2 separate regions of the Homo sapiens genome follow, and region 2 is linked to region 1. A link is an interaction called in ENCODE POLR2A ChIA-PET data of the cell type or tissue named here. Cell type or tissue: Panc1. All regions are shown on one strand. Each heading gives the region's core, and the rest is flanking DNA. Links, peaks and the distances in the headings are about the cores only.

Region 1 (16,131 bases), core at 5,803-10,802:
TTTGCGGTGTTATTCCGCTGCTTAGACACCGAGAGTGACTCTCTTACTTGCTGGATTAAGTGTGAGATCCTGCACGAATCCTCATCTCTAGCTATAAAATCTGAGACAGACCAGAGACCTGTTAGTAAGCAGAGGCTGCACTTTTCTTCTATGGATGTACTGTTTGCAATTAATAGTATTAAACAACTCTCATCTTTTTTTTAAAACAACTTTATTGAGATATAATTTATACATGCCGTACAAGTCATCCATTTAAAGTGCACAAAGGTTTTGGAGACATTCACAGAGCTGTGAATCACCACAATCAATCGTAGAATATTTTCATCATCCCCCCAAGAAACTCCATACCCATTAGCACTCACTCTCCATTTCCTCCACGCCCCTAACCCCTGGCATCCATCACACTTCTGTGTCTATAGATTTCAGACATTTCTTCTAAATGAAATTGAACAGCATGTGGCCTTTAGTGACTAGCTTCTTTCACATAGCATCATCGTTTCAAGGTTCATCTGTGTTGAAGCATGTATCAGTATTTCATTTCTTTTTATTGCATAAAATATTTCCATTGTATGGATATACCACATTTTTTGCATCCAGTCATCAGTTGATGGACATCGGGTTGTTTGTCTTTATTTTATGTAATTCACATACTCGAAACTCCACCCCTTTACAATGTAAAATTCATTTTTTTTTTTTTTAGTTTATTCGCAGAGTTATGTGACCATCACCACTATCTAACTTTAGGACATTTTCATCACCCCAAAAAGGAACCCTCCACCCATTAGCAGTCCACTCCACTCTCCCCACTCCCCTGCTTCTGGAAAATACTGCTTTCCATTTTGTGTGGATGGATTTTCCTCCTCTAAACATGGCATATGAATGGAAAGATGCAATGAATGGAAGAATGTCTTTTGTGACAGGCTGCTTCTACTTACATAATGTTTTCAAGGTGATTCTGTGTTTTCTTCGATTCTGTATTTGTCTATTTGGCATTCATTCATCACGGGCCTACTGGATTAACTATATTTTCTTATTTTCTATAATCTTGATGTCTTGTCATTCATGGCCTGGCTGACTGGGAGACACTGCCCCTCCCAGAGTGAGCCAGTTCTTAGAGATAAGCCCAGGCCTGGCCCAGGAGAACACCTTTCATTTGCAAACGAATCAGCGGTCTTCTTTATCAAACTCTCACACCAAGCTAATCTTCCCCTGCCCTTAATCAACCCAGCGACAGGCACCAGGCAACTAGCCGACAGCCCCTGTGCTCTAAAACCTGGCAAAATTATTTACGCAGTCAGTCCTCAACTGTTTAACCCTGACCTGTCTTGCCTTTCCTGCAGAAAACACAATAAAGTCTCTGGCCCTGGCTTTTCCCTCACCCTTCTGCCTCCTGTCCAAAATCGGTGCTTCCCCATGTGGCCCTACATGGCCTGGCTTCCCCTCCTGTCAGGGGCTGTAGGTCATAAAAGCCTTCTTTCAGTGGCATGGACCTCTGTGTAGTCACTTGGTTACCTCCATAAATTAAACTCTTGTGGGTACAATTGAGCCAAATGCTTGTTTAGGTTGCAGCATGTATCTGTTCTTCAGTACTTTTTTTTTTTTTTTTGAGATAGAGTCTTGCTCTATCACCCAGGCTGGAGTGCAGTGGCATGATATCTGCTCACTGCAACCTCCGCCTGCCGGGTTCAAGCGATTCTCCTGCCTCAGCCTCCCAAGTAGCTGGGGATACAGGCACACGCCCCACAACGCCTGGCTAATTTTTGTGTTTTTAGTAGAGACAGGGTTTCACCATGTTGGGCAGGCTGGTCTTGACCTCCTGACCTCAGGTGATCCACCCACCTCGGCCTCCCAAAGTGCTGGGATTACAGGTATGAGCCACTGCACCCAGCCTCTTCATTCCTTTTTATGGCTGGATAATATTGCGTTGTGTGGATATGCCACATTTTGTTCATTCATTCATCGGTTGATGGACATTTGTGTTTCCCCTTTTTGGCTATTTTGAATATTGCTTCTGTGAGCATTCATGTACAAGTTTTGATGTGAACGTGTTTTAAATTCTCCTGGGTAAATACCTAGTTTTGGGGCATTGCTGCATCGCATGGTGATTCTATGTTTAACATTTTGAGGAACCATCAAACTGTTTTCCAAAGTGGCTGCATCATTTTACAATCCCATCGGCAGTCTGTGAAGCTTCCAGGTTCTCTGTGTTTTCACTGACGCTTGTTATTGCTTATCTTTTAAAAATTTTAATAATCCTAATAATTTGAAGTGGTGTGTTATTGTGGTTTTGATTTGCATTTCTCTAATGATAATGATGCTGAGCATCTTTTCATGTGCTTATTGGCCATTGGAATATCTTTTTGGTGAAATACCTTCTTTGCTCTTTTTTTTTTTTGAGACAGAGACTCACTCTGCTGCCCAGGCTGGAGTGCAGTGGTGCGATCTTGGCTCATTGCAACCTTTGCCTCCCAGGTTCAAATGATTCTCGTTCCTCAGCCTCTCGAGTAGCTGGGATTACAGGCACCACAACCATGCCTGGCTAATTTTTTTTGTATTTTTAGTAGAGATGGGGTTTTACCATGTTGGCCAGGCTGAACTCGAACTCCTGACCTCAGGTGATCTGCCCGCCTCGGCCTCCCGAAGTGCTGGGATTACAGTCATGAGCCACCGTACCTTGCCGTCTTTTTTTATTTTTTAATTAGATTATTTGTCCTTTTATTGTTGAGTTGTAAGAGTTCTTTATGTATTAATGTTTTGGATGTAACTCCCTTATCAGATGTAGCATTTGCAAAATTTTCTTCCATTCTGTGGACTGTCTTTTCACTTTTTTACCGGTGTCCTTTTTTTTTTTTTTTTGAGACGAAGTCTCGCTCTGTCGCCCAGGCTGGAGTGCAGTGGCGCGATCTCGGCTCACTGCAAGCTCCGCCTCCCGGGTTCACGCCATTCTCCTGCCTCAGCCTCCCGAGTAGCTGGGACTACAGGCGCCGGCCACCACGCCTGGCTAATTTTTTGTATTTTTTTTTAGTAGAGATAAGGTTTCACCGTGTTAGCCAGGATGGTCTCAATCTCCTGACCTCGTGATCCGTCCGCCTCAGCCTCCCAAAGTGCTGGGATTACAGGCGTGAGCCCGGCCTCTTACTGGTGTCCTTTGAAACACACAAAAAAATAATATTGATGAAGTCCAGTTTATTTTTCCTTTTGTCACTTTTGGGTTTGGTGTCATATATCAGATATCTTGGCCTAATCCAGGGTTACAAAGACTTATTCCTATGTTTCCTTCTAAGAGTTTCATAGTTCTAGCCCTTACTTTCAGGCGTATGATCCATTTTGTGTTATTTTTTGCATATGGTATGAAGTAGGAGGCACATTCATTTTTTTACATGTGAATATCCAGTTGCCCAGCATCATTTGTTGAAAAGATTACTTTCACCTCCATTGAAATGTTTTGGCATCTTTGTTTAATATCAATTGACCATGAATGTAAAGGTTTATTTCTGGACTCTCAATTTTATCAGATTGATCTGTATGTCTGTCTTTATGTCAATACCGTTCTGTCTTAATTACTGTAGCTTTGTAGTAAGTTTTTTTTTTGAGACAGGGTCTTGCTGCCCAGGCTGGAGTGCAGTGGTGCATTGTTGGCTAATTGCAACTTTTGCCTCCTGGGTTCAAGTGATTTTTCTGCCTCAGCCTCAGCCTCCCGAGTAGCTGGGATTATAGGCACCCACCACCACACCTGGCTAAGTTTGAATTTTTTATTTTTTCAGTAGAGACGAAGTTTCACCATGTTGGCCAGGCTGGTCTCTAACTCCTGACCTCAAATGATCCACCCACCTCAGCCTCTCAAAGTGCTGGGATTACAGGCATGAGTCATCATGCCTCGCCTGTAGTAAGTTTTAAAATCAGCAAGTGTGAGTCCTCTAACTTTGTTCTTAATTTTCAAAATCGCTTTGGTGAGTCTGAGTCCCTTGCATTTCCATATGAATTTTAGAATTAGCTTGTCAATTTCTACAAAACAAGACAGCTGGGATTTTGATAGGGGTTGTGTTGAGTCTGTAGATCAATTTGAGGAGTATTGTCATCTTAACCATATTAAACCTTCCAATCCATGAATATGGGATGCCTTTTTATTTATTTATGCCTTTAATTTCTTTCAGTGATGTTTTATAGTTTTTGGTGCACAAGTCTTGTTACTTATTCTGTTAAATGTATTTTGTATTTTTTTCTTTCTTTTTTTTTTTTTTTTGAGACAGAGTTCGCTCCCGTTGCCCAGGCTGGAGCGCAATGGAGTGATCTTGGCTCACTGCAACTTCTGCCTCCCAAGTTCAAACGATTCTCCTGCCTCAACCTCCTGAGTAGCTGGGATTACAGGCGCCCACCACCACGCCCATCTAATTTTTGTGTTTTTGGTAGAGACGGGGTTTCACCATGTTGGCCAGGCTGGTCTCAAACTCGTGACCTCAGGTGATCCACCCGCCTCGACCTCCCAAAGTCCTGGGATTATAGGCATGAGCCACTGTGCCCAGCCATTTTTTTCTTTTAAATTTTATTGTAAGTGGAATTATTTTCTTACCTTCATTTTGGGCTGTTCAACACTAGTATATAGAGATATACAATTGAGCTTTGTATATTGATCTGTATCCCGCAATCTTGCTGAACTTATTTGTTCTAATAATTCTGTGGATTCCTTAGGATGTTTTTAGATATAGGATCATGTCATCTGGGAATAGAGATAGTTTAACTTCTTTTTCTCTGGGTGCCTTATCTTTTTCTTGCCCAATTTCCCTGGTTAGAATCTTCAGTTCAGTGTTGTACAGAAGTGGTGAGAGCAGACATCCCTGTCTTGCTCCTGATTTTAGGAGGAAAGCATCTAGTCTTTCACCATTAAGTATGATGTTAGCTGTGAGTGTTTTGTGAATGGCCTCTTGCCTTTTTGTCATCTTGCACCATCCTGTTTCTCTTTCTGCTCTGTGTAGTGGAAAGAATGAGAACCTCAGAATCAGACTTGGATTTGAATTGATTCGTTCGTTAATTTCACCAGAAAATATTGAGTGTTAGATAGAGTGAGATTAAATTGAATTTAATCATATAGATTAAGTTGTAGTGTGGTAAGAGCTATGATGGGGGTATGGCCAAAGCAGTGAAGGGTACAGAAAACAGGCCCCTGAGAAGGTCTGAACACCTCGAGGATATGATGCCTGAATTGCTCTTAAAAAACAGTAGGAGATAGTCTTGAAAAACAGGGAACATGTGCAGCGATGGGAAGGTAGCTGTATTCTGTGAGCCACAGATAGGTCTGTGAGGCCAGAGTATGGGGTGCCTGCAAGTGAGTGGTTGAGGTGATCCCAGAGAGTGAGAGCCACCTCACCAAGGCCCTTGCTAGCTTCTGAAGGTGTTGTGAGAACTGATTTGTGTGTTGGAACCCTTGGTGGTAGAGGAGATGGAGTGGTAATGGGTAAGACCATGATGCGAGAGACCTGGAGAGAGGAAGCTATTGACTAAGCAGGGGACACCTGAGGACCTAAAGGAAGGCTCTAAAGTAAGGCTGGAAGAAGGGAATCGAGTCAAGAAAGATTAGAAGGTAGTATTAACAAGGTGTGTTGCAATTGACTGAGAGGTGAGGGAGATGGATTTGCAGAGAATGACTCTTGGATTTCTGGAATTTGGGTTGTTTGATGGAGTAGACTAGATTCGGTTTTCTTATCTGTAAAATGGAAGAAATACTTTGCGGATAACATAGGCAAATGTCTTACCACAAGCATACGGTTGAGACTCCATAAATGCTCGTTTTTTTTGCTTTCCCCCATGTTGTTTCTGTTTCCTCCATTCTGTCAGTGTAGGTCTTTGTTTGGTTAGTTCTGCCTTTGGAACGCTTTTCTTTGCTGTGTCCCATGCTTCCCACTGTGACTGCTGCATGGGTGACTCCCGGATCCTTCTCTCCAGCCCTGATCACGCTTGTATGCATTTTCGACCGTGTTCTGGTCATCTCCATGGCCTCTCACCCTCACAAGGGAGAACCATCCCCCGATTTTTTCTCCTCTTGAGGTCCATATGCCTGTTGATGGCACTGTAATCTTCTCCATCAATTTGGCTACAAATCATTTTTTCCAGTTGAAAAAACACATCCACCTCTAGTGGTTTTGAGTATTTCAGAATCATTTTGATGCCTTTCTCTTCTTCTTTCATTTCTTCACATTTGGTGAATATTTGGCCTCTGTTTAATTATCTCCGTAACATTATACACACAAGTGTCTTTTTCTATCTCATTGTTACTTCCCTCATCAGGCCTTTATTAGTTCCCATCTGAACTACGACGCTGGTTCCCTATCTCTGGTTTCCGTTCCTTTCAAGTCATCTTGCCACAGCTGCCAGACCAAGCTTCTGGAAGCTCTGATTGGATCACCCCTGTCACCTTGTGGGTTCTCCACACCCACTGGATCAAGCCCAAGCTCCTAAGCCTGTCATTTAAGGCACTGCATGTCTAAACCCCATGTACTGCTCTGATTTTATCTCCCCACATCCTTGTAGAAAAATGGGGCAGTTCTCTGCACCTTTGGTATCATCTCTGTCTTCCCTGGTGGAAATTGTGCTTATTCTTCAAGGCACAGTTTGTGAATCCTGCCTTTCACCAAACCAGTTAATTCTTTTTCATATCACATAGGACTCAGTGCTTATTTATTTTATTTTATTTTTTTGAGACAGAGTCTCACTCTACCACCCAGGCTGGAGCATGATCTCAGCTCACTGCAACCTCCACCTCCCGGGTTCAAGTGATTCTCCTGCCTCAGCCTCCACAGTAGCTGGGACTACAGGCACACGCCACCACGCCCAGCTAATTTTCATATTTTTAGTAGAGATGGGGTTTCGCCATGTTGGTCAGGCTAGTCTTGAACTCCTGACCTCAAGTGTTCCTCCTACCTTGGCCTCCCAAAGTGCTGGGATTACAGGCGTGAGCCACCGCGCCTGGCTGGTGGTTATTTAAAATGATCTGTGTACACTTCTTATCTCTCCTACTAGATTTAATCTCCTTGAGGTGCTTCCATCTCTGTAACCCTCAAAATGCCTTCTTCATATTCAGTATATGTTTGTGAATGGAACGTATACTCTCCTCATCTTCCTGAAGCATACAGGCATGACCTTTGCTTTTCCAAATACCCATTCCCAAGGGCTTGTGACACAAGACAGTGAGAAGGTGAAGGACAGCTTACTTTCCCCTGTGGATCCCCTTGCAATTTAATACACAGGAGCGTGAGAATGTCACACAGGCAGGTTCTTATTTAAATTCCTGGTAGCTGAGCCCAGCAGCATGTGGTGGGTTTGATTTAGTCTGTACAGCATTTAACTCTTTCTATGGATGAAAGATGAAAGTGGATAAAAGTTCTCATAGACTGTATGGGAACCAGATAGATTGAGAAATTAACTCATGTGTTGTGCAGTTACAGAGCTCTAGGTGCCGGTCTGATTTTTCCTTATAGAATCTAGAACTTAACTGACATAATTCCTGGGTACTTTCAGACACATAGCCAAACACGTAGCCAGGTGATTCATTTGGTAAATTCCATAAGGTCTGCCCTGCCCTGGAATGGCTTCTCAGCAAGGCTGTCTCAGCTAGGCTGGGAAGGAGGTGGCTTTCAGTTCCGGTTTCCAATCAGTGACTTCCAAGAACTGGTTAAGAAGCAGGAAGAATAGAAAGAGTTAGATGGTTTCTGTGTTGGGCTAAAAAAAAAACCTCTCAGATACCCAGTTCCTACAATGCATGTCTCCTGGCAGCCAGACAAGGAAGGAGAGAAACTGTGAAGGGTGCCAGGGTGCCAACAAGAGCACTCGTGTTCTTGGCAGAGCTCAGAATAGCGTTCACAGCTCTCAGTGATTCATCATCTGCAGGCCTGCCCACCCGTGATCCAAGTGACTGAGGACGGGGTGAGTCAGGCAGCTCCCTCTCCTCATCACCCTTCCTCCATGGCTCGGTTCTGTGCCCTCCCTGGGCCCTATGGGCTGCCTAGCAGAGGGGAGGCCGATGTTGCAGGGGATGCTGCCAGTGAGGAAAGGGTGCCTGCTCTGGGTCTGTGCCAGGGTGAAGCCTTCGTGGCTTCTTGAAGGACTCCCGGCTCCCCTCTGCGTTAAGCCCTAGGCACGTTTAGAGAAGAGGGGAATCTTCACTGCCAGCTCTAGGGACGGGTCTGATGGTGGGGCCCGCTTAGCCCCAGCGAGCTACTCAGTGCTCCTGCACTGATCTAGACACCACCCCTCATCATCGTATCTGCCCCTCTTAAATCTAATCTGCATTCTGTTCTCTTTCTTTCTCCCACTCTTTTCTGTTTATTCTTTTCTTTCTTCCCTTGCTCAGCAAGAATGATATTTATTTAAGACATCACAGCTGTTAAATGTTTGCCTCTGGGGATAATTTTTCGGCCAGGTGCCCCCGTGCCTCTTGGCTGGTCCACAACCGATTGCTGGCCATGATGGGAGGGGGTGGCCCGCTGCCCTCAACACTGAACTCCCTAGTGTGGGTCCAGGCCTGGGGCTCATCACAGCTACCCTGCTTTGACCCGCAACACAATCATGGGTTGAAAAACCATCCTAGTGCCATAATAGGCTTAGAAAGGGATCATTCTTCATCTGGTCAGCCAGAGCCAGGCCACAGGCTGCATGGTTTCCCTCAGCAAGGCTCTCGCTGGGTGTCCCACTTTACTTCTGCAGCGAAAAAGCCGTTTTACCTCTTTTGCCACTTTCACAAAACATTCTCTTGGATCCACTCAAGTGAAAGCTGTGAAGTGTCCTTGTTCCTCCCTCACAGAGGGAGCTCCTAGCCTTGCAGCCCTGCCTGTGTCTGTCACTTACCAGCAGCGTGCCAGGACACTGCAGACATCTAGGTTCGGGGACTTGTCTAGGAAGCCATGGCTCTGTGTGGGTGTGCAGGAATGTACTGCTTCAGAGCGTTCCTGTTTTCCCTTCCCTGTTGCTGCAGAGCACGCATGCTGCGGGGAGAATGCAGCTTTAGTAACAAAACATCCAAATATACTTATTTCCAAAAAGAGCAATGCAAGATGAAGAATGGGGTGCTGTGTGGATGATGTCCTGCGTAAGGATAGAACACAGGAGGAGCTTGAGTGCGAATAATGTTTCACTTTTTGTTCAGGAGTCAAAACTTACAATAAATACGACCAGGTCTCCAGATCACAGTGAATTCCAAACCCCGGTGGACGACCCACTTATTTCAAACATGTTATGTAACGTTGTAAAGCACAGAGGATAGGTAAAATTCACAGCCCTGGGACAATTCGGGGCACTTAGATGTGAAATGTTTGGAAATCGCTTTCATTTTTCTCATCAGAGCCATCCCATGAACTGGATAGGACAGAGACTTCGCCCCATTGAGAAGCAAGGACGCTGAGGCACAGCGAGATCATCATTCAGCGTAGATTCCAAAGGGCACAGACTTGGTTAGCACAGTCAGGCTGAGCCCCCTGATCTGTGTTTGATTTCTATCACGCTGCTCTTTTTTCAGTAAACCTCTTTCACATAAGAGATGAAACCAGCCCACCACTAATAGGACCTGTGCTCTGGGCTGTTTAATTAAAGTCGGAATGAGTTTTACTGAATTTACATGCCTTCCCTAGAACTCCATATATCCCATTTGGAATTTGTACGAAGTCCTAGGAGCAGGCTCCCTCTCTGCAGTTGCTCAGGACTCAACTCCTCTGGCGATCTCCTGACCTCATGATGTGCCCACCTCGGCCTCCCAAAGTGCTGGGATTACAGGCATGAGCCACCGCGCCCAGCCCCCATGTTAACCATTATTAAGTGTACAATGTAGTGGCATTAGTTACTTTTGCAATGTTGTGCAAACATCACCCACTGTTTCCAAAACGTTTTCATCACCCCAAGCAGAAACTGTACCATTAAGCAAGAACTCCTAGGCACCTCCACCCACCTCCCTGCCCCAGCCCTTGGTAATCTCTTATCTACTTTCTGTCTGTATGAATTTGCCTATTCTAGGTATTTCACGTAGTGCAATCATATAATATTTGTCCTTTTGTGGCTGGTTTATTTTACTTAGCATAAGATTTCCAAGGTTCGTCCATGTTGTAGCATGCATTAGAACTGAACTTTTTTTTAATGGGTGAATATTGCATTGTATGAATATATCACATATTATTTATCAGTTCCTCTGTTGATAGACACTTGGATTGTTTCCACTTCGGGTTGCAGTGAACATTGGCCTACAAATATCTGTTTGAATCCCTGTATTCATTTCTCTGGGGGAGTATACCCGGGAGTGGAATTGCTGCATTGTATAGTAATTTTATGCAACATTTGGGGAACCCACTATAGAGTTTTAAAATTCAAATTAATTAACAACTTTCAAAAATGAGGAATTCCACACAAAAATTAGATCTTTTTTTCAACTCCTTCCTTTTTTTTTTTTTTTTTTTTTTTTTTTTTTGAGATGGAATCTTGCTCTGTTGTCCAGGCTGGAGTACAGTGGCATGATCTCAGTTCAGTGCAACCTCTGCTTCCTGGGTTCAAGCGATTCTCCTGCCTCAGCCTCCTGAGTAGCTGGGACTACAGGCACCTACCATCACACCCAGCTAATTTTTGTATTTTTAGTAGAGACAGGGTTTTACCATGTTGGCCAGGTTGGTCTTGAACTCCTGACCTCAGGTGATCCACCCACCTCGGCATCCCAAAATGCTGGGATTGCAGGCATGAGCCACCACGCCTGGCTCAGAATTTTTTTCAACTTATCTTGACGTTCCTGGGTCCACCTACAGTGATATGATCTGCTGGGGATGAGTGGAAACTGCCTCCTCTAGATGGGGCATCTGGTATCCAGATTGACAAGGGCCTCACCCAGCTGGCATCAGACATTGGTCCCTGCCTGGGCCCTGCTCTGAGCCTTTGCCCCAATCCCCTCCCTTCATGAGGTTTTCCAGCCCCCTCACACAATCACTCCTTCCCTCTTATGTTCATACTCCCTCATTATTTGTTTACATGCCAGACCTCTCTCCATCTTGGCTGTGATAGTCTGAGGGTGGGGCACTTGTCTTTTCACCTCTGATTTACCCAGGACCAACAGACACATTGTTGGTGCTCATAGTCTTTGTCAAATTGAAGTTTTAAATTGATGGCTCATGCTTGTAATCCCAGAGACTCAGGAGGCTGAGGCAGGAGGATCACTGGAGGCCAGGAATTCAAGGCTACAGTGAGCTATGATTGTACCACTGCACTCCAGCCTGTGTGACTGTGTGAGACTTCAACTCTAAATAGATAGATAGAGGGATGGATAGATAGATAGATAGATAGATAGATAGATAGATAGATAGATAGAAATGGGATAGAACAGAATAGCTGAAGGTTAGGTCAGGACTAATTGGTACAGTTACCACTGACTGAATCAAACAGGTGCTAAATTGCATTGTAAAATATTATAAGAAAAGGGGAAAAAACTAAAATTGGAGAAATGAGTTACAGATTACAGGCAATGAAAGAAGGGCTAACCACTTCCTCATGTGGACTGTTTCTCCATTTAGGGTTTTCTTTTTTATCACTCTTGGTGTAGTCTCATCAAAGACATGTAAAAGGTGATTTGTGGAACTGAGCATGATCGTGTGTGTCTGTAGTTCCAGCTACTCTGGAGGTTGAGGCCAGAGGATCGCTTGAGCCCAGGAGTTTGAGTCCAGCCTGGGCAACATAGTGAGACCCCTGTGTCTAAATAAATAAATAAAAGGTGGTTTATGGAAAACAGGTACAATATCATAGAACAAGTCAAAAAGAAACAGGATCAAAATGTAATATCTAAATACAAATGCAAAAGAATGAGTTTGGATCCCTACCTCACACCATATATTAAAAAATTACTCAAAGTGGATCATACATCTAAATGTAAGAGCTAAAACTAGAAAACACTTTGAAGAAAACATAGGACTAAATCTTTGTGATATTGAGTCAGGCAATGGTTTCTCAGATCCACACCAAAAGCACAAGCAACAAAAGAAAAAACAGATACACTGGACTTTATCCAGTAGAAAACTTTTGTGTTTCACAAGACACCAGGAAGAAAGGAAAAGACAGCTCACAGATGGGAGAAAATATTTGCAAATCATATACCCAATAAGGGACTTCCGTCCAGACTATATAAAGATCTTTTACAACTCAACAACAACAAAAAGACATGACCCAGTTGAAAAACAGGCAAAGGATCTGAAGACACATTTCTCCAAAGAAGATTTACAAATGGTCAATAAGCACATTAAAAAAGCTCAACATCATTAGTCAGTAGGGAAATACAAATAAAAACCACAATGAGATATCACTTTACACCCACCAGGTTGGCTATAATAAAAAAGATGGAGAATAACAAGTATAGTGAATTTATGGAGAAATTAGAATTTTCATACATTGCTGGTAGAATAGTAAAGTGTTATAGCCACTTTGGAAAACAGTTTGGTGGTTCCTCAAAATGTTAAACATGGCTAGTGTGGTGGCTTACATCTGTAAGCCCAGCACTTTGGGAGGTGGGGGTTGCAGTGAGAGATGGGGGTTGCAGTGAGATGAGATTGCTCCACTGCACTCCAGCCTGGGCAACAGAGTAAGACTCCATCTCAAAAAAAAAAAAAAAAAAAGTTAAACATAGAGTTACAAGGCTGGGCATGGTGGCTCACGCCTGTGGTCCCAGCACTTTGGGAGGCCAAGGTGGACAGATTGCTTGAGCCCGGGAGTTTGAGAGTAAGCCTGAGCAACATGGCAAAACCCTGTCTCTACAAAAAATACAAAAGTTAGCCAGGCATGTTGGTACACACCTGTGGTCCCAGCTACATGGGAGGCTGAGGCAGGAGGATCACTTGAGCCCAGGAGGTCAAGGCTGCAGTGAGCCATGTTCATACCACTGCACTTCAGCCTGGGCAACAAAGTAAGATCCTGTCTCAACAAAACAAAAACCCTAGAGTTATGTTCAAAAAAATTCTACTCTTAGGCATGTACACAAGAGAAATGAAAACATATGTCCACACAAACACTTGTACATGAGTGTTCATTGTGGGATTATTCATAATAGCCAAACGATGGAAACAACCCAAATGTCCATCAACTGATAAATGGATAAATAATATGTGGCATATCCATGCAATAAAATATTACTCAGCCATGAAAAGGATTAAAGTGCTGATACATACTTTAGCATAAACCCACCTTGAAACATTTTGCTAAGTGAAAAAAGAAGCCAGTTACAAAAGACTAGATATTGTATGATTCCCTTTATATGAAATGTTCCAAATAAGCAAATCTATTGAGACAGAAAGCAGATTAGTGGTTGTCTGAGGCTGGAGTGTTGGGGAGGAGGGAAATGAGGAGTGACTGCTGATGGGTACAGGGTTTCTTTTGGGGGTGATGAAAATGTTCTAAAATTAGATTGTGGTGATGGTTGCACAACTGTGTGAATATATTTAAAACCACTAAATAAAAAATTGTAAAAAAGAGAAAACAAAGCAAGCAGACAAAAATCACTGAACTGTAAAAGAACTGAAAGAGGACCCAGATATAAAACTCTATTCATTCCTTTTACTTCAGTAATAAAATACTCCTCAGAGGTGACCGAAAAAATGCGCCTGAAGTTGTTTACACTAAAGCTTTACAGATGACCTGGCATGGTGTGTTGTTTGCTTTAAAATGCTCCACATACTGCCCCATGCAAAGTGACCTTGGCTGGGGGCTAGATGAAATACAATGGGCAAAATTCTTCATAAAAGCTGGGGATGGGCACATGGGTGTTCATTACGCCACTCTATTTTTGTGAATGTTAATTTTTTTTCCATAATAAAAGTTAAAAAAAAGAGACAGAATGAAAGCATCTGTAATCTGCAGTTCCGTAGTTACACATAAAATGTGTATTTGTGTGTGTGTGTGTGTGCATTTGGGGAGCTGTGTGTGGAGGTCTGTGGCTGTGGACTGACACACCTGTGTTTCTGTGAACCTGCATTTCTGTGGACGAGGGCAGGGAGGGATTACCGGAAGGAGAGGAGAGGACAAAGCCATCTGGGGATGTGTGACTTTGCTAGGGCTGTGTAAAAGTGACCACAACCTGGGGAGCTTAAAACAACAGCAATTTCTTTTCCTTTTTTTTTTTTTGGAGACCAAGTCTTGCTCTGTTGCTCAGGCTGGAGTGCAGTGGCATGATGTTGGCTCACTGCAATCTCTGCCTCCTGGGTTCAAGTGATTCTCCTGCCTCAACCTCCCAAGCAGCTGGGATTACAGGTGTGTGCCAACATGCCTGGCTAATTTTTGTATATTTAGTAGAGACGGGGTTTCACCATGTTGGCCAGGCTAGTCTTGAACTCCTGACCTCAGGTGATCCACTGCCTCAGCCTCCCAAAGTGCTGGGATTATAGACATGAGCCGCTGCGGCCAACAAAAAACAGTGATTTCTTCTGTCACAGTTCTGGAGGCTAGAGGTCTGCAGTCAAGGTCTCTGTTGGGCTGGCCTCCTTCTGAAGACTCCAGTGGGGAATCCTTCCTCGCCTCTTCCAGCTTCTGGTGTCACCAACAATCCTGGGTGGTCTGTTGCTTGTAGATGCACCGCTTCAATCTCTGCCTCCGTCATCACGGGACATTCTCCCTAGATCTCTTCACATTGTCTTCCCTCTGTGTTGTGTGTATCTCTGTCTCTGTTTCCTGATCTTATAAGGACCCCAGTCATAGTGGAGTAGGGCCCACTCTAATTAAGTATGACCTCGTTTAAACTTGATTATATCTGCAAAGATCCTATTTCCAAATAAGGTCACCTTTACAGGTAGTTGGGGTTAAGAGTCAATATATCTTTTTGGGGGACACATTTAACCTACAAAAGGGCAGAAGGCAGGATAAGCAGAGACAGATTCTTAGACTGTAAATTCAGAGAGCTGAAGCCCCAGCTGCCTCATAGGCGGGCTGCAGAGGACACAACATTTACAGTGATTAGACTTGACCTTAATGCATCATTCGCTGGCCAACTTTATGTTTTCCAAACGGAGACAAGCCTTTTCTGGAACCCATTTCCCACTCAGCAGTTTGGACTGAGGAGTGACACATCTAGACCCTTCCAATCGATCAACCCTTTTCACTAGAAAGGTTTGGGGGATAATTCTAATGTGTATTCACTTGAGAAATGTTTCAGGCCAGGTGCAGTGGCTCACGCCTGTAATCCTAGCACTTTGGGAGGCCAAGGCTGGTGGATCACGAGGTCAGGAGTCCAAGACCAGCCTGGCCAAGATGGTGAAACCCCGTCTCTACTAAAAATACAAAAACTAGCCGGGCGTGGTGGCAGGTGCCTGTAATGCCAGCTACTCGGGAGGCTGAGGCAGAGAATTGCTTGAACCCAGGAGGCGGAGGTTGCAGTGAGCCGACATCGTGCCACTGCACTCCAGCCTGGGTGACAGAGCAAGACTCCGTCTCAGAAAAAAAAAAGAAAGAAAGAAATGTTTCAGAAAAAGCTAGTTTCTTACTCTTTGACACAGACATGTCCGTTTAGACTTTATCTTCTGAGCTGGCGGCTAAAGTTATTTTAGACTCTACAGTTAAATTGACCCAGAAATAATTCCTCCTTTGAAAGTTCCTTTGCAATGTTATTCACTCTGACTCTAACTTCAGGTTACATTGTGCTGTTCTTTGCTCTTTAATCTCACTCTGGCCTTTCACCAAAAGCAGTAAAATCCGACTTCTGTATTAAATGGTACTTGTATATAATATTATTTGGGTAAACCAGATGTCTAATAATTGCAATATATTTTCATATGATTGTTTGAAGAGTTTCATGGAAAAAGTGCAAGCCCCTCAAACTTCCCGAACTGTGTGAGCTGTTTACTGTTGAGAACTTTCCAGAGGAAAGTTGGAGGGAGCAGAAAGCTGAGGAGAAGGAGCTGGACTTTGGGCTTTGTTTGCCTGTACTCTCTCCACTGTTACCTTCAACCTACATTTCAGCTCCAGTCCATAGGAGTCATTTGCAACCATCTGTTTTCATCTCTTTGCTCCCAGGAGTGCGGAAAAAGGCAAGAGCAGGGAGGAGCTGAAGTTTTGCAGAGGTTAGGGAGAAGGTTGGCTTGACCTAAGTGGAGAGAGAGGAGGGCGGGTTTTTTTTGTTTTGTTTTGTTTTGTTTTTTT
Region 2 (16,131 bases), core at 5,759-10,758, 91 kb before region 1:
CATGTTCAGGAATATGTACATCATTCTAAGGGAAATGGGGGCCTCTGAGGGTTTTACATGGGGACATTAGGAGGAGCTGGGCCCCCTGTAGCCAGCTAGAGGAGGAACAGCTGTATAAATCAACATGCAATCAACCCCTGACACCGGGGTCATTCCTGTGCTGATAAAGTGGCTTCAAGGAGCTGGGGATAAACTTCTGAGACAGAAAGAAGCACGTGTATGAGGCAATGTGTGCCGGGACACTTCCGTGAGGGACAACACGAATTTTTCTGGATTCAGGCAGGGAGGCCACGAACAGAAAACAGGAAGGCTGCTGTGTCAGCCCTCTGGCATGGACACCTTATAAACTGGGAGACTAGGACACTCCAAATCATCTTTGGGGGCATTTCTAGAACCAAGGAAGAAGTGAGGCAGAGATGCTTGTTATGAAAGACAGACTAGGGTATAAATACCAAGCAAACATTCTGAGATTCCTGGAAATCCTGCAACATCCTGGCATCTGTCACCCTTCTCTGATGCATCTGTTTCACAGAGTGATTAAAGACGGAGCTGGCTGGGGGAGAGGCAGCTGGGATCCTGTGGGCTGGAGACAGGTCGCTGCCTTCAGAGATAGCACAGAGGGGCCGGGGGTGGTGGCTCATGCCTGTAATCCCAGCACTTTGGGAGGCTGAGGTAGGCAGATCATCTGAGGTCGGGAGTTCGAGATCAGCCTGGCCAACATGGTGAAATCCTGTCTCTACTAAAATAAAAATTAGCTGAGTGTGGTGGCGGGAGCCTGTAATCCCAGCTACTTGGGAGGCTGAGGCAGGAGAATTGCTTGAACCCGAGAGGCAGAGATTGCAGTGAGTCGAGGTCATGCCACTGCACTCCAGCCTAGGCAACAGAGTAAGACTCCGTCTCAAAAAAAGAGAGAAGGTAGCACAGAGGGAGGCATCTGAGGTTGGGCAGCTTCCCACTCAGCCCTGAGGAAGAACTGCCTCCACTGTGTCCTCGAGATGCATGACCTTAATACAAAGGTGGATCTGGTCCACATTCCTGGGGAAACCGCATGTAGCTTAGAACTGCTTCATTCCCAAGTGAGATGCGTGCATTCCGCCTTTCTCTGGGAGCCACCATTGCTGGGTTTCCTTTTGTCCCTGGAGGGCATGGGCTGCATCTACCTGTCCACCCCGGCCGTTTGTATGCCATGGCACAGCTCTCCCATCTTTGCTCTACTAGGACATAACAGTTGCCTTTTATTATTTATTTATTTATTTTTTAAGAGACCAGGTTTTGCTTTCTCACCCAGGCTGGAATGCAGTGGTATGATCACAGCTCACTGCAGCCTCAAATTCCCAGGCTCAAGTGATTCCCCCCACCCCAACCTCTCAAGTAGCTGGGACTATAGGCCTGTGCCACCACATCTCACTATTTTGTTTTGTTTTAGTTTTTGTAGAGATGAAGTCTCACTATGTTGACCAGGATGGTCTCAAGCTATCCTCCCGCCTCAGCTTCCCAAAGTGCTGGGATTACAGGCATGAACCACCGTGCCTGGCCCAAAGACATTCATCACAGAAATAGAAAAGATTATCCTAAAATTTATATGGAACCATGAAAGACTCAGAATAGTCAAAGCTACCCTGAGCAAAAAGAACCAACCTAGAGGAATCACATTGCCTGACTTCAAATTATACTACAGAACTATGGTAACCAAAACAGTGTGGTACTGATAAAAACAGACACATAGACCAATGGAACAGAATCCAGAATCCAGAAATAAATCTATACATCTACAGTAAAGTCATTTTCGACAAAGGTGCTAAGAACATATGTTGGCGAAAGGACAGTCTCTTCAATAAGTGGTGCTGGGAAAACTGGATACCCATATGGAGTGCAATGGTATAGTCTCAGCTTACTGTAACCTCTGCCTGCTGGGCTCAAGCAATCCTCCCACCTCAGCCTCCTGAGTAGCTGGGACTGCAGGTGTGCACCACCACGCTCAGCTAATTTTTTTTATTTTTTGTAGAGATGAGGTTTTGCCATGTTGCTTAGGCTGGTCTTGAAACCCTGGGCTCAAGCAATTTACCTGCCTCGCCCTCCAAAGTGCTGGGATTACAGGCATGAACCACCACGCCCCATCTATGTTTATGTATTTTAATGTAAATTATTGGTAAACACTTAGAAATTGCCTCTTCTTTCTTTTTAAGAACCCACTGTACCCAATAAATAGATATACCTACTAGATACCCATAAAAAATTAAAAAACAAAACTCACCTGTTCACTCTGCAGTAGAGATGTCAAAAATAAAAATAAAGGGCCAGGCACAATGGCTCATGCCTGTAATCCCAGCACTTTGGGAGGGCCAGGCAGGGGGATCACTTCAGCCCAGGAGTTCGAGACCAGCCTGGGCAACATGGCAAAACCCCGTCTTTACAAAAAATTAAAAAAAAAAAAATGGGCTGGGCATGGTGGCATCCAGCTTAAAGGCACTTTCTGAGGCCCTATCCATCACTTACACATTTTTTTTCCCCCCGACGGAGTGTTGCTCTGTCACCCGGGCTGGAGTGCAATGGCACAATCTCGGCTCACTGCAACCTCTGCCTCCTGGGTTCAAGCGATTCTCCTGCCTCAGCCTCCCGAGTAGCTGGGACTACAGGCGCCCACCACTACGCCTGTCTAATTTTTTTGTATTTTTAGTAGAGACGGGGTTTCACCGTGTCAGCCAGGATGGTCTGGATCTCCTGACCTCGTGATCCGCCCGCCCCAGCCTCCCAAAGTGCTGGGATTACAGGTGTGAGCCACTGTGCCCGGCTGCATCACTTACACTTTTAAGATTTCATTTTCCACTGTCATTAGAAACATGCAGAAAGCTGAGCATCCTCAGAGGAGAGTAAACAAAAGTTAAAAACTTCAAAAATGCCATACCAATCAGCATAATGACCACATTTGCAGCTCCATATTTCTCTATCTCATGAATCCAGTGAGGGATGGACTCGAACGTGGACCGCCGGGTGAGGTCATAGGCGATGATGGCTGCGTGGGCACTGCGGTAGTAGCTTTGGGTGATGGTGCGGAAGCGCTCCTGGCCAGCTGTGTCCCACACCTGCATCTGGAGAAGGACAGGAAGGAGAGTCCAAATCAGGGGTTCCCACAGGTAATGGGAACTCCTTCACCTACATCTTCTTAAAAACACAGTTTTCTGGGTCTCACTTCTAGATATTCAGACCCAGTAGATCTGGGGTGGGACCCAGGGATCTATTCTTTCAGTTGCTCCCTGGATGACTTGGATATCCTCCTTGGTTGGGGAACGACCATCTAAGACAAGCTTGTCCAACCCGCAACCCACGGGACACATTTGGCCCAGGACAACTTTGAATGCAGCCCAACACAAATTTTCAAACTTTCTTAAAATATTATGAGTTTTTCTGCATTTTTTTTTTTTTTAGCTCATCAGGTATCATTAGTGTTAGTGTAATTTGTGTGGCCCAAGACAATTCTTCTTCCAACATGGCCCAGGGAAACCAGAAGCTTGGACAGCCGATTTAAGGGATGCTGCTGTCAGAGAGATGGACCTATTTTTTTTGAGATGGAGTCTCGCTCTGTCGCCCAGGCTGGCGTGCAGTGGCGCCATCTCAGCTTACTGCAAGCTCCGCCTCCCAGGTTCACACCATTCTCCTGCCTCAGCCTCCCGAGTGGCTGGGACTACAGGCGCCCGCCACCATGCCCAGCTAATTTTTTTGTATTTTTAGTAGAGACGGGGTTTCACCGTGTTAGCCAGGATGGTCTCGATCTCCTGACCTTGTGATCTGCTGGCCTCGGCCTCCCAAAGTGCTGAGATTACAGGCGTGAGCCACTGCGCCCGGCCGAGAGGTGGGCCTATTTTATCCTGGGGTCTTGTGTTCTTTGCCTTTTCTCCTGACTCATCACTTGGTCCAGATTTGGGGGCTCATCTTTTGAGTCTGCCCGTGGATCTGAATACTGGCAAAGGTGATAATACTGGCCGAACTGTTCTGATTTTAAAGGAACACTCAAGCTGTTCATGTTTGGAATGTTCTCACAATAATACCTCCCAAATTAGCCACCCAAGCGGCAGCACCAATTCACACAGCCTCTCACAGTGTCTGAGGGTAGCAATTTCTTCATATTCTCATACTATTTATATAAAATTTATTTTTTAGAGAAAGTTTGCAAACATACACCAAAGCTAGAGATAATAGAAAAATGAGGCTGGGTGCAGTGGCTCATGCCTGTGATCCCAGCACTTTGGGAGGCTGAGGTGGCGGATCGCTTAAGCTCAGGGGTTTGAGACCAGCCTGGGCAATGTGGTGAAACCCCATCTGTACGAAAAATACAAAAAGGCCGGGCGCGGTGGCTCACGCCTGTAATCCCAGCACTTTGGGAGGCCGAGGCGGGTGGATCATGAGGTCAGGAGATCGAGACCATCCTGGCTAACAAGGTGAAACCCCGTCTCTACTAAAAATACAAAAAATTAGCCGGGCGCCGTGGCGGGCGCCTGTAGTCCCAGCTACTCGGGAGGCTGAGGCAGGAGAATGGCGTGAACCCGGGAAGCGGAGCTTACAGTGAGCCGAGATTGCGCCACTGCAGTCCGCAGTTCGGCCTGGGTGACAGGGCGAGACTCCGTCTCAAAAAAAAAAAAAAAAAAAAAAAAGAAAAATACAAAAATTAGCTGGGCATGGTGGCGCATGCCTGTAGTCCCAGCTACTTGGGAGACTGAGGCAGGAGGATTCCTTGAGCACAGGAAGTCGAGGCTATAGCGAGCTGAGATCATGCGCCACTGCCCTCCATCTGGGCAACAAAGTGAGACCCTGTCTCAAAAACATAAAAAAAGAACCTCATACACCTATCACCCAGATTCAATAATTAATGAGATTTTGTTACTTGCTTCATCTAGCCCTTTCTGTTGATTTCTTTGAAGTATTTTTTAATTTTTTAAATTTTTATTTATTATCTTTTTTTTTTTTTTTTTTTTGAGACGGAGTCTCGCTCTGTTGCCCAGGCTGGAGTGCAGTGGTATGATCTCGGCTCAGTGCAAGCTCCGCCTCCCGGGTTCACGCCATTCTCCTGCCTCAGCCTCCCAAGTAGCTGGGACTACAGGCACCCGCCACCAGGCCCGGCTGATTTTTTGTATTTTTAGTAGAGACGGGGTTTCACCGTGTTAGCCAGGATGGTCTCAATCTCCTGACCTCGTAATCCACCCACCTCGGCCTCCCAAAGTGCTGGGATTACAGGCGTGAGCCACCACGCCCAGCCTATTTTATCTTTTTGAGACAGAGTCTTGCTCTGACTCCCAGGCTGGAGTGCAATGGTGTGATCTCAGCTCACTGCAACCTCTGCCTCCTGGGTTCAAGTAATTTTCATGCCTCAAGCCTCCTGACCAGCTGGGATTACAGGCATGTGCCACCACGCCCGGTTAATTTTTTTGTATTTTTAGTAGAGATGGGGTTTCCCCCCGTTGGCCAGGCTGGTCTTGAACTCCTGACCTTGGGTGATCCGCCTGCCTCGGCCTCCAAAAGTGCTGGGATTACAGGCATGAGCCACCGTGCCTGGCAGTTTATGGCATTTTTGAGTACACAGAAAATTTGACCTCTTTCTTTTTTTGAGACAGAGTCTCACTCTGTCGCCTAGGCTGGAGTGCAGTGATATGATCTCGGCTCACTGTAACCTCTGCCTCCCAGGTTTGAGAGATTCTTGTACCTCAGCCTCCCAAGTAACTGGGACTACAGGCACGCGCCACCATGCCTGGATAATTTTTGTATTTTTAGTAGAGACAGGGTTTCACCATGTTGGCCAGGCTGGTCTTGAACTTCTGACCTCAAGTCATCCACCCGCCTCGGCCTCCCGAAGTGCTGGGATTACAGGTGTGAGCCACCTTGCCTGGCCACTAGAAAATTTGACCTTTTAAGGCCAGGTTTGGTGGCTCACGCCTGTAATCCCGGCACTTTGGGAGGGTGAAGTGGGAGGATTGTTTGAGCCCAGGAGTTTGAGACTGGCCTGAGCAACACAGGAAAATCCTGTCTCTACAACAAATTTAAAAAAGGAGTTGGGCATGGTGGGGTGCACCTGTGGTCCCAGCTATTCAGGAGGCTGAGGTGAGAGGATCGCTTGAGTCGGGGAGATGGAGGCTGGAGTGAGCTGTGATTGTGCCACTGCACTTCAGCCTGAGTGACAGAGCAAGACCCTGTCTCAGGCTGGGTGTGGTGGTTCACATCTGTAATCCCAGCACTTTGGGAGGTAGAGGTGGGCGGATCACTTGAGGTCAGGAGTTCGAGACCAGTCTGGCCAACATAGTGAAACCCTATCTCTACTAAAAATACAAAACTTAGCCCGGTGTGGTGGTGTGCACCTGTAAATCCAGCTACTTGGAATGCTGAGGCATGAGAATTGCTTGAGCCCAGGAGGCAGAGATTGCAGTGAGCTGAAACTGTGCTCCTGCACTCCAGCCTGGGTGATGGAGTGAGACTCTGCCTCAAGAAAACAAAAACAAAAACAAAAAGCCCTGTCTACACTCCCCCACCCCCCCAAAAAAGCAAATTTGACCTTTATATAGTTAGAGAAATGTATAAATTTGACCTTCACAGTTAGATTCAGCAGTATTTTCCTTATTGGCTTCTGGGTTCGTGTCTCATTTAAAGCCTGATTTTCCCATTCCATGATGAGAAAATAAATACTCCCATGTTTTCTTCCACTATTTGTATGATTTCATGTTTTGTACTGAAATCTTTTATTGCTCAGACATGTGCTTTGTTGTTGGGAATTCTGGCTAAAAAAGGTGGAACTGGCCAGGCGCGGTGGCTCACACCTGTAACCCAGCACTCTGGGAGGCCGAGGTGGGTGGATCATGAGGTCAGGAGATAGAAACCATCCTGGTAACACCATGAAACCCCATCTCTACTAAAAATACATAAAAAAAAAAAAAATTTGCCGGGCGTGGTGGCGGGCGCCTGTAGTTCCTGTTACTTGGGAGGCTGAGGCTGGAGGCTGAGGCAGGAGAATGGCATGAACCCGGGAGGCGGAGCTTGCAGTGAGCCGAGATCGCGCGAGACTCCGTCTCAAGGAAAAAAAAAAAAAAAAAAAAAAAAAAGGTGGAACCAGTCCCGTCCCGGTGCCCTCTGACCTTCACTTTTTTGCCGTCAATATCAAGGGAACGCACGGTAAAGTCCACTCCAATCGTGTTCTGCTGTGTCTCAGTGTAGACTCCAGACTTGAAATGCTGCACCACACACGTCTTCCCCACATTGGAATCCCCAATGAGGATAATCTTGAACAAATAGTCAAAGTTCTCATCTGCTGCCCTGGCTGAGCTGGAGAAGTGCATGGTTCTTGCCACCTAGAACAGAACTAGGAAGAAAGGATGGAATTCAGCACCAGGAACTGGGGATCCAGTACAAGACAAGACGAAGGGAGGTCATTACCTTCACAGTGCTACATCCTTGTGAGAGGACGATGCTAATGATGCTAGTCGGGCACAGAGGAGTTGTCCCCATAAGCTGACATCTGCCCTACGTGTGTTGATCTTACTTTAGGGGTGCTCTTGGAATAAAGAGGTTCTACTGCCATTCTCTGGTGGGTCCAGTGGACGGTCAACACCATCAGATAAAAGCAGTGATATATCCTAGGCCTGGAGACGAGGTGCCACATGCTCCATCAGAGTGCCCGGAGAGCAGGAGAATGGCAGAGGAAATGCCCACAGCAGTGACTCACCTGCCATTGGAGGTCCCACTAGTGTCAATTTCACCTGGGGAGAAAGATTCCCAACTGCTGTAAGACTGACCATCCAGGCCGTGCACGATGGCTCATGCCTGTAATCCCAGCTCTTCGGAAGGCCAAGGTGGGTGGATCACCTGAGGTTGGGAGTTTGAGACCAGCCTGACCAACGTGGAGAAACCCCATCTCTACTAAAAATACAAAGTTAGCTGGGTGTGGTGGCGCATGCCTATAATCTCAGCTATTCGGGAGGCTGAGGCCAGAGAATCACTTGAATCCGGGAGGCGGAAGTTGCAGTGATCCGAGATCATGCCTTTGCACTCCAGCCTGGGCAACAAGAGCGAAACTCCACCTCAAAAAAAAAACACCCAAAAAACAAAAAACTACTGACCATCCAGGTAGCTAGCAACGAGGACTGATAAGAGGTGATTGGTAAGTCAGCTTGGGGAAGAGTGACATGACCTTTTTGTTCTGTTTGGAGCCTAATTTTTTTGACCAGGAAATTAGGATTTTGAGAATATTCAAAATTAAAACCATGGCTATAATGTTATGGCATATTTTACCAAAGGCTGGTTATGGCATATTTTACCAAAGGTTTTTTTTTTTCTTTTTTTTTTGAGACAAAGAGTCTCGCTGTGTCGCCCAGGCTGGAGTGCAATGGCATGATCTCAGCTCACTGCAACCTCTGCCTTCCAGTTCAAACGATTCTCCTGCCTCAGCCTCCCGAGTAGCTGGGACTATAGACCTGCACTACCACACCCAGGTAATTTTTGTATTTTTAGTAGAGACGGGGTTTCACCATGTTGGTCAGGCTGGTCTCGAATGCCTGACCTCAAGTGATTTACCTGCCTCAGTCTCCCAAAGTGCTGGGATTACAGGCCTGAGCCATCACGCGCCGCCAGAAAATTAAGGTTTCTAATGACAGTGTTTCACAAACTAACTGATTATCAGAATTATCTGAGAGTATCATTGAAAAATATATATTTCCTTTTTTTTTTTTTTTTTTTTTGAGACAGAGTTTCACTCTTCTTGCCCAGGCTGGAATGCAATGGTGTGGTCTTGGCTCACTGCACTGCAACCTCCGCCTCCTGGGTTCAAGCGATTCTCTTGCCTCAGCCTCCCAAGTAGCTGGGATTACAGGTGCCTGCCACCACGCCTGGCTAATTTTTGTATTTTTAGTCGATACAGGGTTTTGCCATGTTGGCCAGGCTGGTTAGGAACTCTTGACCTCAGGTGATCTGCCCGCCTTGACCTCCCAAAGTGTTGGGATTACAGGCATGAGCCACCATGCCCGGCTGGAAAATAAAGGTTTTTAATGACAGTGTTTCACAAACTAACTGATTATCAGAATTATCTGGGAATATCATTGAAAAAATATATTTTTGGAGCTCATCCCAGACTTGCTAAACATATTTTACCTTGTTCTTTTAAAAATTATTTCTTAGTATTCTTTTTTTTTTTTTTTTTTTGAGACAGAGTCTCGCTCTGTCACCGAGGCTGGAGTGCAGTGGTATGATCTCAAAACTGCACTGGGCCAGGTTTTGTGTTTTGTGTTTTTAACTTTAAAATATGTTTAGTGCGCCAGGCCGCAGTCGCTCATGCCTGTAATCCTAGCACTTTGGCAGGCCGAGGCAGAAGGATCACTTGACGCCAGGAGGTTGAAAGTAGTCTAGGCAATATAATGAGAGCCCTGCGCCCCCCCTCCCCGCCCATCTCTATTAAAATAATAAGAAATAGGCCAGGGGCAGTGGCTCACACCTGTAATCCAAGCAATTTGGGAGGCTGAGGCAGGCGGATCACTTGAGGTCAGGAGTTCAAGATCAGCTTGGCCAACATGGTGAAACCCCATCTCTACTAAAAATACAAAAAATTAGCCGGGCGTGGTGGCATGCACCTGTAATCCCAGCTACTTGGGAGGCTAAGGCAGGAGAATGGCTTGAACCCAGAGGGCAGAGGTTGCAGTGAGCCGAGATCGCACCATTGCAGTCCAGCCTGGGCAACAAGAGCGAAACTCCGTTTCAAAAAACAAACAAACAAACAAACAAAAACACAAAACCAAAAACCTCTGTCTCTCTTCCCTCCCCTCCCCTCCCCTCTTGCTCTGTCTCTTCCCCAGGTGATTCTGATGATGAGCCAGGTTTGGAAAACACCAATCGACCAAGTCACCTACCTGAAACTTACTCCCACCATCAGCATCCCTGGCTTAAATGTCCACCTATGCTTAAATATCTCTGATCACAAGGAACTGACTACCTCCTGAAAAATTTCCATTTTGCACTGGGCAGCTCTCACTTCTGTGGGATTGACACCTCCCTCCATGAGGTTTCCATCTGTCTAGCTCCGTGCTATCCTTACTCTGCCAAGACACATCACATTCCTGTTCCACATGACAGCCCATCAGATATTTGAAGCAGCAAGAATATTCCCCCAAGGAGAATATCCCCATCCTCTTTAACTGTTCTTCCTGAGAGTGTGTTCGGACTCCTCATCCAATTGCTCTAAAAGTAACTGAAACCTGATCCCACTTAATGATTACATTTGATGTGCTGCAAATTGCCCCTGCCTTGTGACATCCTTCTTCACCTCTCCGTTTTACTTTGGTTTTCTCTAAAGTCATAGACAAGGACACTCTGTCTCATCACACAAGGTAAAATGCACTCAAATGTCCAATCTGCATGCAAAAACCCAGGGCTTTAAGGCGATGAAGAAGGATCCCATACCTCTCTTGGACCTCTCTGAAATCACATATGGGTAGATGATCCAGCAGACAACAGACACAATCAAACCACTTTTTTCCTGTCTGACTTTTCAACTAAAGACAGCCATTCCACTTCCGGTGTCTTGGTCTTATCACTGTAACTTGAGCTGAGACTTTACTTCCATGTCTCCCCCCACCCTCAGGAGTCCTCAGGGTTTCCACTAAAGCCCCCTTTCATTGAGCCTACAAGCCTTGCTGGGAGGCACAGGCAGCGTCCACCCCGATGATGTCCTCCCGCCGGCATCCCGCAGCCTTCGCCTTCCTGGTTCACCTGTCGCTTACCTGTCTCGCTCTCTCACCTCTGCTGGTCAGCAGGTAATGTTTTCGCTTTCTTCTGGGTTTGCTTTTCAGCCCCCCAGTGCCCCCTTCTTCCTCCTGCCTCGCTGCTTGGTGGGAAGTGTAGTTCTGGCCCCAGGTGTCGGGTTTGGCGTCCTGAGAAAGTGAAAGGAAAGTGCAATCCCTCCCACCTGCCCTGAGTCCGGAGCTGCCTCAGGGTACAAAGCGCCAGGTGAGGGCGGCCAGCACAGGGCAGGGCGCAGAGCCGGCTTTCTCACCAGCCTTCGCCGGCCTAGCGGAAAGCCCTCACAGGAAGGAACAGCCAGTGAATTAAACCAGTGCTGGCCCATACGACACTGCCCCTGCTCCTTTCTTCTACTTTACCTTGTCTTGTGGGCTTTTGCGTCCTTTGCTCTCAATTTGTCCTGGTGTCCCTTGTTAGGAAACAATTTCAGAATGTATCTCATGTAGTAACAGCGACTGTTTTGCAAAATGTTTGGGTCAGTTGTACATGTGCATATTGTACTGGGTGATGTAAAAAAAAAATTTTTTTTTTTTTTTTGGAGACAAGGTCTCACTCTGTCACCCAGGCTGAAGTGCAGTGGCACCATTCATGGCTCACTGCAGCCTCAACCTCCCGGGCTCAAGCAATCCACCTGCCTCAGCCTCCTGAATATCTGGGACTACAGCTGGCCTGAGGGTTGTTAGTTGAGATAACACCAACTAAAGGAGGATATAGATCTTAAGTAATTTATTTTATTATATATACATATTTTTTAGAGACAGGGTCTTGCTCTATGGCTCAGGCTGGAGTGCAGAGGCATAATTATGGCTCACTGCAGCCACAACATCCCAGGCTCAAGGAAGCCTCCCACTTCAGCCTCCCAAGTAGCTGGGACTACAGTCATACACCACCATGCCCCACTATTTATTGTTTTTAGAGCTGGGATCTCCCTATGTTGCCCATGGTGGTTTGACACTCCTGGGTTTGGCCAGGCATGGTGGCTCATGCCTGTGATCCCAGCACTTTGGGAGGCTGAGGTGGGCAGATCACCTGAGGTCAGGAGTTCGAGACCAGCCTGGCCAACATGGCAAAACCCCATCTCTACTAAAAATACAAAAATTACCCGGGTCTGGTGGTGAGCCTATAATCCCAGCTACTCTGGCAGGAGAATCGCTTGAGCCTGCGAGGTGGAGGTTGCAGTGAGCCAAGGTCGCGCCACTGCACTCCAGCCTGGGTGACAGAGTGAGACTCCGTCTCAAAAAAAAAAAGAAAAAAAGAGAAGAAACTCCTGGGCTCAAGTGATCCTCCTGCCTTGGCTTCCCGAAGTGCTGGGATTACAAGGCATGAAACCACCGTACCTGGCCAGATTGTAAGTAATTTAAGTCTTTGTTTTGTAGATCTGAATATCTCTTTGTGAGGAGTCAGAGAAAGGAGATGATGCAAAGAGAAGGAAGCAAAAACAAAACTAAAAGAACTTTGAAGGTATATGAGAAGAAAAAGCTGAAAAGAAAATGTCTGCCTCACTCCCTCAAAAATTCTACCATAGAGCAAAGGTTGACGTCCAGAAAACCTCAAGTTTATCAGTCCCAGATGCTGGCAGTAGAAGCATAAAGCTGAGGTGAATTTTCCTTACTATTTTTTCCCCAGAGTCTAGAACAGTAACTGCCTCCCAATGTCTATCACAGGGACCAGATTTTCTCCACTACATAGGATGTGATATGTAGGCAGTTAAATGGCATTATAGACACAATAAGCAAAATTGAAACAGAGACACCCTGTTGGATAAAATATTTACATCGGTGTCCTGTTTCCAAACTGTGGGCTGAGACCTATAAATGAGTCATGAAATCAACCTTTGTGGGTTGCAACCAGCATTTTCACAAGAAGGGATTAAGAAACAACTTCAGAATGTATCTTGTGTAGTAACAGTGACTACTGTTTTGCAAAATGTTTGGGTCAGTTGTACACATGCATATTTTACAGGGTGATGTAAAAAAAAAATGTTTTTTTTGAGACAGGGTCTCACTTTGTCTCCCAGGCTGAAGTGCAGTGGCACCGTCATGGCTCACTGCGGCCTCAACCTCCTGGGCTCAAGCAATCTTCCTGCCTTAGCCTCCTGTATATCTGGGACTACAGGTGTGCACCATCATGCCCAGCTATTTATTTCATTTTTTTGTAGAGCCAGGGCCTCACTTTGTTACCCAGACTGGTCTCGAACTCCTGGGATCAAGCAATCCTCCCACATCAGCCTCCCAAGGTGCTGGGATAACAGGCGTGGGCCACCGTGCCTGGCCTGAAATGTCTTTTTAACTGTAGGCTGGGGTCCGCAACGTTTGAGAAGCACTGAAATACAGGGCAATTTATTCACTGTCCAAGAACATTACTTCTATGATGTCTTCAGATAAATTTGAAAATATTTGTCTTACCCAAAATTCCAGTTACATATCCATTTTCAGGATACTCTCTTCTGAGTGAGATAAACTCAACACTGGCAGGTATAGCAAGAAAACAAAAGACTCTGCCAAATATTGCTGCAGGGTGAGAACCACCAGCACAATGTGGAAATCCAGTGTAGGTAAAGATTCGCCCCAAATGTGTGATCAGGAAATAAAACCTGTTAGGTGTCAGTGTCATGAAGTTCAGTGTCCAAATGTTGTCTTTCTTCTGGTAATGGTTACTTTTTTTTTTTTTTTCCTGAGATAAGGTTTAGCTTTTGTCACTCAGGCTCGAGTGCAATGGTGCGATCTTGGCTCACTGCAACCTCCACCTCCCGGGTTCAAGCGATTCTCCTGCCTCAGCCTCCCGAGTAGTTGGGATTACAGGCACCCGCCACCACGTCCAGCTAATTTTTGTATTTTTAGTAGAGATGGGGTTTCACTATGTTGGCCAGGCTGGTCTGGAACTCCTGACCTCAGGTGATCCACTTGCCTCGGCCTTCCAAAGTGCTGGGATTATAGGGGTGAGCCACCGCACCTGGGGTGGTTACTGTTTAAAAAAAAAGTCACCTGACTCAGACCCACTGAGCACTTGGAGAACATCTACAGGTAGAAAACAAATGTTACAAATATTTAAATATCCTGATGGTTTTGGAAGTCAAGGGGAGAGAGATCTTACCTCTGTCTACCACCCAACCCTCTCCACCAAGGTCACTATAAATACAAAGAGCATAGCTTGGGCTACAGGAAAGAAGGCATTCATATGTATAAATGTGTGTGTATATATACACTGTTTTTTCTTTTTTAAGAGACTGGGTCTCCCTCTGTCACCCAGGCTGGAGCACAGTGGTACGATCATAGCTCACTGCAGCCTCCAAAGGTGCGGCTGAAGTGATCCTCCTACCTCAACCTCCCTAGTAGCTGGGATTAAAGATACACACCACCACATGGCTAAGAAGGCATTCTAGCCCTGAGTGGTGGTGACACAGGTTATATACTTGAAGTATACACACACACATATATATGTATACACCCATATGTAAATATAACACAAAAAACTATGTATTTCACTCTATGTATATATATTTACCATTTTAACCGTTTTTAAGTGTACAATTCAATGGCATTAAATACATTGTTGTGCAACCAACATCACCATCCATCTCCAGGACTTTTTTGGCATCCCAAACGGAAACTCCATAGCCATTAAACAACAATTTCTCATTTCCCCTTCCCTCCAGCCATGGGCAACCACCATGCTACTTTCTGACTCTATGAATTTCACTACTCTGGCTACCTCATATAAGTGGAACTGTACTGTACTGGTCCTTTTATGTCTGACTTATTTCACTTAGCATAATGTTTTTGAAGGTTCGTCTATGTTGTAGTATGTGTCAGAATTTGCTACCTTTTTTAGGCTGAAAAATAAACGATTCACAATATATTTTTAAAAATAAAAGTAACATATTTGGCTCATTTATTTTTGCTCACCCTGACATCATATTTCTCCTTGGATGCCTAGAGACAAAACTACCACTGTATAAGGGCTAGAAACAAAACTACCACTGTATAAGGGCAAATAAAAATGAAAAATAACAGGCTTAATTCCTCTGCTGAAAATAAAGAGACTTCTCAGCCTTCTCTCTGTTCCTTCAAAATTTCTTTCTCTGTCCTTTTCGAATGTACACAAATCTTTATAACGGCGAAATGAGCCTCTTGCCAGTATCACAACTCAGAAATGTATCCTCAAGGACTTGGGGGTCATCTTTTTGAAATTCAGACGTGAGTTAGTGCCTGTATCTTCCAGTTCCTACATGAGGGTAAGAGACTAAATTAGTGGGTATGGGCGCCTTGCTCCAATTTGTAAAACTACCTCCTGCTATAAAGATATGCGAACTTTGGCCGGCTGCGGTGGCTCACACCTGTAATGCTAGAACTTTGGGAGGCCAAGGAGGGCAGATCACGAGGTCAGGAGATCGAGACCATCCTGGCTAACACGGTGAAACCCCGTCTCTACTAAAAATACAAAAAAATTAGCCAGGCGTGGTGGCGGGCGCCTGTAGTCCCAGCTATTCGGGAGGCTGAGGCAGGAGAATCCCTTGAACCCGGGAGGCGGAGCTTGCAGTGAGCTGAGATCACGCCACTGCACTCCAGCCTGGGTAACAGAGCAAGACTCCGTCTCAAAAACAAAAAACAAACAAACAAAAAGATATGCGAAGTTTAAAAAACGAACAACAACAACAAAAAGTTATGCGAAGTTTGTTTTGCTTCTGGATAAAGCCAACATGAGTGGTCTCCCCAATTACTACTATTAAGTAAGGAGGAACTATGTTTGACAAAAGGTGTTGTCAAGTTCTGTTATTTGAAGACTAGTGATTGTTTATCTTGAGAACAGGTATGTAATGGTTGTTGTGGAGATTTTCTGGATTAAGAGAAGTTTTTTTTCTTTAAAATTCGAACAAGTGTCTGTATTTTTTCCCTTTATTTAAGAAACGGTGGCGGCGGTGGTGGTGGTGGATGGGGGGCGGCTCTCACTACCTTGCCCAGGCTGGTCTCAAACTCTTGTTCTCAAATGATGCTCCTACTTCGGCCTCCCAAAGTGTTAGGATTACAGGTGTGAGACACTTGTGTTGGATTTTTTTTTTTTGGAGGCAGGGTCTCGTTCTGTTGCCCAGGCTGGTGCAGTGGAGCAATCACAGCTGCCAGCCTCAAACTTTTGGGCTCAAGCGATCCTCGCACCTCGGTCGCCCCAGTAGCAGGGACCACAGGCACATGCCACTACTCCTGGCTAATTTTAACATTTTTTGTAGAGATGGGGTCTGGCTATGTTGCTAAGGCTGGTCTTGAACTACTGGGTTCAAGTGATCCTCCCTTCTCGACCTCCTAAAGTGTTGGATTACAGGCGTGAGCCCACTGTGCCCGGCCTGCATTTAATTAGACACCTAAAATTTAG

What was found. ChIA-PET counts read pairs that join two places held together with the same protein. Peaks named below come from ENCODE experiments on the same cell type or tissue, not always from the same donor. Only the 100,000 strongest peaks of a DNase experiment are listed, where the experiment ranks them.
Region 2: POLR2A ChIA-PET joins it to region 1 with 7 read pairs; 2 of 35 experiments call an interaction of 5 or more read pairs at or near these places.

Annotation. Positions count from the first base shown.
Region 1 is chr7:140,308,041-140,324,171 of GRCh38, reverse strand. It overlaps LOC124901758 (a long non-coding RNA gene), which reads left to right and starts at 6,930. Exons shown (of 2, transcript XR_007060560.1): 1 at 6,930-7,917. In Panc1, for the core only: no CTCF peak of the experiment used is centred there; a DNase peak (open chromatin) is centred at 7,741; H3K4me3 peaks cover 1,386 bases.
Region 2 is chr7:140,398,832-140,414,962 of GRCh38, reverse strand. RAB19 (RAB19, member RAS oncogene family) reads right to left here and starts at 10,905. Exons shown (of 4, transcript NM_001008749.3): 1 at 10,746-10,905; 2 at 7,116-7,339; 3 at 2,906-3,089. The coding sequence starts at 7,316. It overlaps LOC124901759 (a long non-coding RNA gene), which reads left to right and starts at 10,495. Exons shown (of 2, transcript XR_007060561.1): 1 at 10,495-10,778; 2 at 12,141-13,380. RefSeq lists enhancers at 10,331-10,830, 10,831-11,332. In Panc1, for the core only: no CTCF peak of the experiment used is centred there; no DNase peak of the experiment used is centred there; H3K4me3 peaks cover 446 bases; H3K27ac peaks cover 406 bases.